Regions from separate parts of the Homo sapiens genome. Here regions 1 and 3 are each linked to region 2. Evidence: chromatin contacts called from ENCODE Hi-C or POLR2A ChIA-PET data. All regions are on one chromosome and are shown on one strand. Each heading gives the region's core, a stretch centred on a gene start or an enhancer-like site at or near the end of the contact. The rest is flanking DNA. Distances are from core to core; before and after follow the strand shown. Region 1 overlaps LMNB1 (lamin B1). Region 2 overlaps MARCHF3 (membrane associated ring-CH-type finger 3). Region 3 has its middle 69 kb from the start of LMNB1.

Region 1 (2,700 bases), core at 190-2,689, 200 kb before region 2:
CGTCAAATTGAGTATGAGTACAAGCTGGCGCAAGCCCTTCATGAGATGAGAGAGCAACATGATGCCCAAGTGAGGCTGTATAAGGAGGAGCTGGAGCAGACTTACCATGCCAAAGTGAGCTCTCTTCAGAAGATTCTTTTGAACACTTAAAATCATTACTTCACAATTCCCATGATGAACATGGCTTTATGTTTATTTTGTTCTAGTTTTTAAAAATGATTCCCCTAGTCTCCATGAAATATATAGAAAATTGATTTTTTCAAAAAAGTGCAGTTTTCTATAAACTAAATGTTATTAAAAATTACTAGAAGAATGTAGGGTTGTTGCAATTTTATTAGAGGTTAGGTTTTGTCTTTTTGTCCCATTGATCATTCGTACTATGCCATAGTAGTTGAACCCAAACCATGTGAAATAACTTTCTTCCAATAACAAGTACTGATCATGCTGTCCTACATAAACATCCATTTAGTAATGAATGAATGTCAGACTGCATTAGATCTCACTTTCATGTCATCATTGTGCATAGATTGTGACTACCACACTTCCGGCTTTTTTGCATAAGGGCCAAATGGAAAGTCTCTGCTATTTCTTCTTCTGTCACTATTATTCACTTAAAAAAATATTGTAGAAACTTCCCACTTATATTAGCTGACCTTACAAGAATTCATAAAAATCACCAACTAGTACAGGCTTTCCCTGGTAAATGATTTTGCCTTGTGTTTTAAATGTTACATGATTTGATTAAAAAGACTTTTTTGTGGTTGACTTAGAATATTAGAGTCACAGAGTTATTGAAAATTTTCATTGCATGGCTTTAAACTGTTCATGTTGCTTTTTATCTATTGTATGAAGTAGCAGTTAGTGAAAGTGAAAGATCTTATTATAAGCAGTAACTTCAGTTGTATAACATTTATCTAATATCACACATTGAGCTATACAGTGAAGGAGCTAAAGTAAGGATCCGTCACAGACTGTGGCCTCACAGGGAGCCAGGGAGGAGACACAGGAGCATGTCCCTGAGACACACATACACAATAGTGTTATGGGATTTGTATTTTACTCAAGGAGTTTTTTTTGCTTCTGAAAGGAAGTGTTTCTATCTGGTTTGAACGAATCTATAAACTAGTATTTTCTGCTTGTTGGTTTACATTCTGTATTGGATTTGGTGGGTTAGGGATATGTGATGTTTCTTTTCTTACAGACACCACCACAGTCAAGTTGCTATTGCCCAGTCTTCTTATTATCAGTGTTATCTTAGACATTAAAGGTTTAATAGATGAAATATTGAAGTAATAAGCTTTGGGTAAAGGCCTAGGTATATTAGCATTCTTAAAGCTCATTATTTAGGAAGTGACTCTAAAAGTCACACAGAATTACCATCATTCACACCATATCAGCAAACTTCATGATGCTTTTCCTGTGTTTCATCTACCAGTTACCAGCAGGACTTAGGTTTGAAATGCCTTGAGGTGAATCATGCTTCCTTTTTTGTTTCAGTTCTAGATAAGACTGACTATGCTTTGCTTCTTCTTTTAGCTTGAGAATGCCAGACTGTCATCAGAGATGAATACTTCTACTGTCAACAGTGCCAGGGAAGAACTGATGGAAAGCCGCATGAGAATTGAGAGCCTTTCATCCCAGCTTTCTAATCTACAGAAAGAGGTAAATAATCATCTTTCTGTAAGAAGTTAGACTTGAAGGCTACCTTCACCACGGGCACCTACCTGCTTTGCTTGGGCTGATGTCACTCCTCCCTCTGTTTGTTACAGAGGATGGTGTCATCCTGTGCTTTCGTCTTCACAGTACTTTTCTAGATTCGTTCATTTTGCATTGCATAAACATCCTGTGAGCAGATACTATTGTTCCTAATTAGTAGATTACACAGAGCTAAGGGACTTGCCCTTGAGGAAGGAGCCTGCTAGTTTATTCACTGTACTTACCCTAGGACCCGGATCTTCCGACCTGTCTAACAGCTTCATCTCTACAGAGTTATTCTCAACACCTTCCTTTTTTATATCATTTGAAAACCAAAATGAAGAAAAACATGCAAAAATTCTTTGTGGGTGGTGAATGCTTTGTGTTTCTAGACAAATTCTTTAGTGCTTAAAGTATATAACAATTAGGATCCAGGAAAGTAGCTTTAATTTGCATATTCCGATAAGAATTTAGTGACTCATTCATTCGTTGGTACGCCTAAGTGACAAATGGCATTATTGCCGGCTGTGTTGACTGGCTGCCTATCAGGGTGTGATGGTGTGCTTCAGGTGCTGCTTAAGCAGGCATGGACACTACTTCAGATCAGTTTTAGCCTAGGGTGATGTCAGTGTGGACACAAAGTACATATACTCCATATACTGCATTCAGAATGATTCAGCAATTAACTCGTCACCTTAATTATTTTGGAAATAACTTCCGCTTCTATTTTCCTCAAGGGAGGAAATCTTGTTTTGAATTTTCCACATGAGAATAAACTTTATTTTACTTTTTTTTTTTTTTTTTTTTTTTTCTTTTTGAGATGGAGTCTCACTCTGTCGCCCAGGCTGGAGTGCAGTGGTACGATCTCGGCTCACTGTGAGCTCCGCCTCCCGGGTTCACGCCATTCTCCTGCCTCAGCCTCCCAAGTAGCTGGGACTACAAGTGCGTGCCACCACGCCCGGCTAATTTTTGTATTTTTAGTAGAGACGGGGTTTCACCGTGTTA
Region 2 (2,700 bases), core at 168-2,667:
ACACTATCCCTGGATCAAGCATGAAAATCTATGCTCTGTATTTAAGCTGGAGATGGAATAAAGACTAAAAATACTGTCAAAATACTTTTTCCACTGAGGAATATTATTCAGCCTTAAAAAGGTAGGAAATTCTGACATATACTAAAACATGAGTAAACCTTCAGGACATTATACCAACTGTAATGTTGGCTACAAAAGACAAATACTGTATGATTCCACCAAAATGAGGTAGAGTAGTCAAAATCACAGAGACAACAAGGAGAATGGCGGTTGCTAGGAGCTTGGGAGTTTTGTAAGATGAAAAGAGTTCTGTAGATGGATGGTGGTGATGGTTGCACAATATTATGAATGTATTTACTACCACTGAACTGTACATTTAAAAATGATTTAAGATGTTAAATTTTATGTTATGCACATTTTACTGCACAAAAATAATATAAATAATAAAAAATACTTTTTCCATGGAGCCTTCATACTACTAACTTCCTCTCTTAAAAGTGATACCCTGCATGAAATAATCCTAGTTCAAAATAGAATGTTTTAATCTGCATTAAAGACTTTTGAAAATGTAAGCCTAGGAAGATCTCTGAGATTTAAGCAATAAAACTATCCACTCGGTACACTGAATCCATCAGCCAGGATACTTCTGTGAAGGACTAATGCTGGAAGTGAATGAATAAGGCTCCGATGACTGATCCAAATGCAGTCATCGCGGCATGCCTCCACCTACTCATCCAAATAACCTCAAGCTCTTTGGGCATGTGTTCAACTGCTCAATCTAGCATGAGGGGATGGCTATGCTCACAATCCAAGGCTCTATCTTGGTCTGAGCCCAAAAAATGAGGTATTGTCTCTCATTTGGGTATGCAGCAGAGCACTGCTTTTTTTCCTAGTCTTTTGCTTAAAGATTAGACTATGCAAGTATGTTTGCAAAAATTAGGTATCTTCTGTGGTAAAAATTCCTACATATAAATAACAAATCTTCCTCATGTTGCCTGGAAAGAAAAGGAAAAGGAAACTGATTCCCTAAAAGTGTAGTTTTCCCCCACATCCCTATATTATCACACCTTCAAATATGAAGATAAATAAGATTTTAAGAGAATTCATTTTTAACTGGTTGGTTATTCCTTGTTAACAATTTCAAACACCAGGTGAATCTACAGCTATGACTGTATATAGTTGATTATTGCTTCCCATGGATACTTTTAGAATGTAAAAGCTGCCATTTTAATTGGCATTCAGAGGTCTGCCAATGTGCAAACCCAAGCAGCTCAATTCTTTTGCCTAACTGGGAGAGTGAGTTATCTAGAAACAAATGGAATGGCCGATTAAAAGGTTGTCTTGGCTAATATTTTCCAGTTGGTCTACAGTTAGTTCAGCCCTGTTGAGTCCTTCCACTTCTTTGGACGACCAATGCAGCAAGCGTGGTGAGACATAGTGCTTGGGCCTCTAATCTTAGCTGTGACATTTCCTGTCTCATGTTCTACCATCAATAGTGACCTACTTGCTATACCATGTGATTTTCCAACTGGGGCTTTTGATGCTCACACATGGGAAACACAGTTATTTTTATATTTAGCACAAAATGTAGCCATGAAATGTTTCAAATGATTTCCAGTTCAGGATATCCACACTAATCTTATTTTGTGGTAATTCTTTTTTTGCTCTGTCATTTAGAAACATTATAATAGTTATGAACCATTAAAACAAAGCTTTCACTTTTTTAAAAAAGCAACCTGTGAAAATGCCACATTATGTCAGTACCTAGTAAATTGAAAACTAACTAGCAAAAAGTGAAAGACTCATGTCCTAGTTACTTATTTTGTTTGAAGAACTGGCTACAAATGACCTTTGTTGAAAGTGATAGGAAACAATACTTCTAGTATCATTGAGGTTTGAAATCATTAGAGAAGTGAAAATAACTTATTAATAATGATAAAAAGAGTAGACAAAAACTAATACTCAGAGATGGAACAGAAGTGCACAAAAAGACAGAGACACAGGATATGTTAGGTAAAACTATGGGCAAAAACTAAAAGCTCACTGAAAAACAGTACACAATAAGATTGCAAATACCTAGCAAGAAAGCCTTACAATACAACAAAATATGCCTGAGGGTACCTCAGTAAAGTTGATTTACTAGGCAAAGTAAAATTGTCATTCATAGTTTTTGAAATTAAGAAGAATGCAATCAGTGCAAATTTATGTGTGTGTGTAACACAGCAAATGACTGTTCAAAATTTTAAGTCTTTTCTTGTTAGACTTAATCCACAACCTTAAAGAAATGAATAGAGTTCAACACTCTCATAAGAATAACTCATTCCATGTCACTTGTGAACAAGCAAATTCCCAACACTCAACTGAATCTCCAAAACAGATGTCAGGAGTCTGCAATACACCTATTTAAGTGAATTTTCAAAACTCTGTGGCTACACCAGCTAGAAAGCAGTTGCTTTCTAGTGGAAGTGAATCATAATGGACCTTTCAAATCACAGTGTTCACACATGGAAAAGCACATGTTCCACTTTTCCTCTGCCAAAGAAGCCTCACAGCCACTCCCCAAAATACTTGAGAAATATTCCAGCAATGTGTGTGTATCCATCATGGACTCTTTCTCATTGTTACTGCTTTTGCTATACATTTTGTTATAACTTCATGCTGTTTTTCACCCACATAGCTTAGAAAGCAACAACAAGAACA
Region 3 (2,700 bases), core at 2-2,501, 170 kb before region 2:
CGGGGTGTGGAAATAAGGGATTGGGGGTTCTTGCCCCGTAGAAAAGCGGGACTTGCCACTAAGGGTGAAGGAGAAGGGGTTGAGTGGTACTTGCCCCTCTCCCAGAAAAGCAGAGAAGGGGTAGAGACAAGGAGAGAAGGGGTTGGGGTACTTGCCCCTTCCCCAGAAAAGCGGGACTTGCCGCTAAGGGTGAAGGACAAAGGCAGGCGTCCCTGCGTGGTCTGACACCCTTGAAACGTGGGTGTATAATCAGAGAGGTGTCCCTGCAATGATTAAACACCAAGGGAAGGCTAAGGCTGCCTTCCCAGTCCGTGACTGGCGCCGGAGTTCTGGGTCCACCGATAAAACGTGTCTGCTTTGTCTCTCCCAGAAAATGAAAGGAATTGAAATTAAGAGAAGGGAGAGATTGAAGAGTGGAAAGGAGAAAGTGGTTGAGGGACAGTGAGAGAGGTTGGAGAAGAGAGTAAGAAGAGGCCGCTTACCTGATTTAAAATTGGTGAGATGTTCCTTGGGCTGGTCGGTCTGAGGACCTGAGGTCGTAGGTGGATCTTTCTCACGGAGCAAAGAACAGGAGTACAGGGGATTGATCTCCCAAGGGAGGTCCCCCAATCCGAGTCACGGCACCAAATTTCATGCACGTCTGTGTGAAGAGACCACCAAACAGGATTTGTGTGAGCAACACGGCTGTTTATTTCACCTGGGTGCAGGCGGGCTGAGTCCGAAAAGAGAGTCAGCGAAGGGAGATAAGGGTGGGGCCGTTTTATAGGATTTGGGTAGGTAAAGGAAAATTACAGTCAAAGGGGGTTTGTTCTCTGGCGGGCAGGAGTGGGGGTCACAAGGTGCTCAGTGGGGGTGCTTTCTGAGCCAGGATGAGCCAGGAAAAGGACTTTCACAAGGTAATGTCATCACTTAAGGCAAGGACCGGCCATTTACACTTCTTTTTTGGTGGAATGTCATCAGTTAAGGTGGGGCAGGGCATATTCACTTCTTTTGTGATTCTTCAGTTAGTTAAGGCCATCTGGGCTTATACGTGCAAGTCACAGGGGATGCGATGGCTTGGCTTGGGCTCAGAGGCCTGACAATCCGTGTCCCAGGGTTTTGATGGTATTGCTACAGAGGAATTTGGAAGTTTCCTGTGCCAGAGTCCCAGGACCGTTTTTGGGTCACTTTCTCACCTCGTGGTAATACAAATCTACTGTGACACTTTTACATGCATGGTTGTTCTGTTTTTCTCAAGTAGCTTCCTCATCCTGCCGAAAAGCACCGCCTCTCCCGCCGCCCCGCCCCGCCCCGCCGGTAGTTTGTTTTTGCTCTGGGCTGACAGGCAGTATTCTGGTAGTGTGAGGCTGCAGGGAGCAATGGAAGGTTCTGTGCTTTGTTCAACAATCTTCTAGGTTTCTAGGTTCACTCCCTTGCAAAGAGCTAAAGCTGTTTCCTGTCCTCAACTACCAGCCCTTAAGGCTTATATTCCAGATTTTGAATTCTTTGTGGCACCTGGACATTTCTTGTTCTTTCTTTAAAGCTTGGCTCTATTAAAACAAATTTTGTTCTATTTTCTCAATCTTGTAGTGGAAGGAGGGGTTGTCCATGTCATTTTAATCTGCTATCATACATGAGTGCATCTGTGTATATTTTTAAGAGATATGATTCTAAGTCACGTTCCTCTTGGGTTTCAATATCTTACCCATCATCCTTTTCATCATATCTTAAATTACAAAGAAATTTATTTGGATGCCCCTTCTTTTCTTGCCAAAACACATGATAAAATGAGAAAAATTGAAAAGAATCTTTAAATAATCCATACCCTCTGGATCATTGGCTTCTAAACAAAATGCAGATTTTTTCTTTTTAATTCCATTGCTTGAAGTAACAACATGGAATTTTAGGAGGTGCCACCAGAGGGGAATGTTTCTTAGGGTTCAAGCCTTTGAGTCCCTGAAGCAAGGCTCTAGTATCTGTGGTGTTTACACAGGAAAACCCAGAATTCTGAAGTTGGGACTGACTGTCCTTCCTTGTCTACCAAATTAGGGGGGGGAAATTCCATGAAAAAAAGGTATTGAAGGAAGTAGTTTTTAGAATTTTGTGTTTCTTCTATTTGGCTGCCTTACTGAAGGGGACATTCAGAGCCAGATTGATGAAAATGAGGCAAATACGTGGCAAAATACATGCAAAACTCACAGAAGTCATATTTCAAGTTCTCAGGGAGAGGCGTCACATTAGCAGTATTGAGTGGGAAGAGGAATTAACAGGGAACAGTACTGTAAATGGATGCTGCTTTGCTGTCCTGGAGGGTCAGAGTGAGGACAGAGAACAATCTTAGAGGCAGATCAGTAACCAGTTTGCCCTGGAGCCATGCATGGGACCCAGAGTGTAAAATCCCTCACTGCCTACGTCCTCCTACCCCTCACTTCCACAATAATGCATTTTCTTTCACTTTTAACAGCATGGTAAATCCTGTCCTCTCCTGACATTTCTCCAGAGACAAAATACACCTCTCAATTTAGGGACACAGCCTGCCTCAGTAGCTTAATTACTTTATAACAATAAAACACATATTCACCCAGATTTATGATGTGAGTGCTTCCTCCACCAATCTGAATTGGAATTCTCAGTTTAAATGCCAGCCAAGTTTGCTTTTAGAGAAATGCCGCTTCTGTTCCATTTTGGGTTTTTAAATACTTACTTTGGCTGTGTATTACT

The links. A loop is a pair of places that touch in the nucleus more often than their neighbours do. ChIA-PET counts read pairs that join two places held with the same protein, here RNA polymerase II (POLR2A). Pooled maps may share reads with other maps.
Region 1: a pooled map shows a loop between it and region 2 (8-fold over the local background). The contact joins two enhancer-like sites. A Hi-C loop is called at or near these places in 6 of 50 pooled maps. POLR2A ChIA-PET finds 5 or more read pairs at or near these places in 4 of 52 experiments (BJ, CD4-positive, alpha-beta T cell, T-cell and 1 more).
Region 3: a pooled map shows a loop between it and region 2 (3-fold over the local background). The contact joins two enhancer-like sites. A Hi-C loop is called at or near these places in 6 of 168 maps with a recorded cell type or tissue (CD8-positive, alpha-beta T cell, GM12878, K562 and 3 more), 8 of 37 single-sample maps with no recorded cell type and 7 of 50 pooled maps. POLR2A ChIA-PET finds 5 or more read pairs at or near these places in 12 of 52 experiments (B cell, BJ, CD4-positive, alpha-beta T cell and 9 more).

What each region holds. Positions count from the first base shown.
Region 1 is chr5:126,810,237-126,812,936 of GRCh38, forward strand. It overlaps LMNB1 (lamin B1), which reads left to right. Exons shown (of 11, transcript NM_005573.4): 4 at 1-114; 5 at 1,537-1,662. Among named protein-coding and RNA genes, the nearest start is that of LMNB1, 34 kb to the left of the region's middle. Within about 2 kb of position 1,440, at least 6 of the 41 ENCODE cell types and tissues checked have a DNase peak (open chromatin) inside an H3K27ac peak, as active enhancers do.
Region 2 is chr5:127,010,618-127,013,317 of GRCh38, forward strand. All of the region lies in intron 1 of MARCHF3 (membrane associated ring-CH-type finger 3), which reads right to left. Among named protein-coding and RNA genes, the nearest start is that of MARCHF3, 19 kb to the right of the region's middle. Within about 2 kb of position 1,418, at least 3 of the 41 ENCODE cell types and tissues checked have a DNase peak (open chromatin) inside an H3K27ac peak, as active enhancers do; they include B cell, where a contact is called at or near this core.
Region 3 is chr5:126,844,625-126,847,324 of GRCh38, forward strand. No RefSeq gene overlaps it. Among named protein-coding and RNA genes, the nearest start is that of LMNB1, 69 kb to the left of the region's middle. RefSeq lists enhancers at 689-1,658, 1,173-1,467. Within about 2 kb of position 1,252, at least 8 of the 41 ENCODE cell types and tissues checked have a DNase peak (open chromatin) inside an H3K27ac peak, as active enhancers do; they include B cell, where a contact is called at or near this core.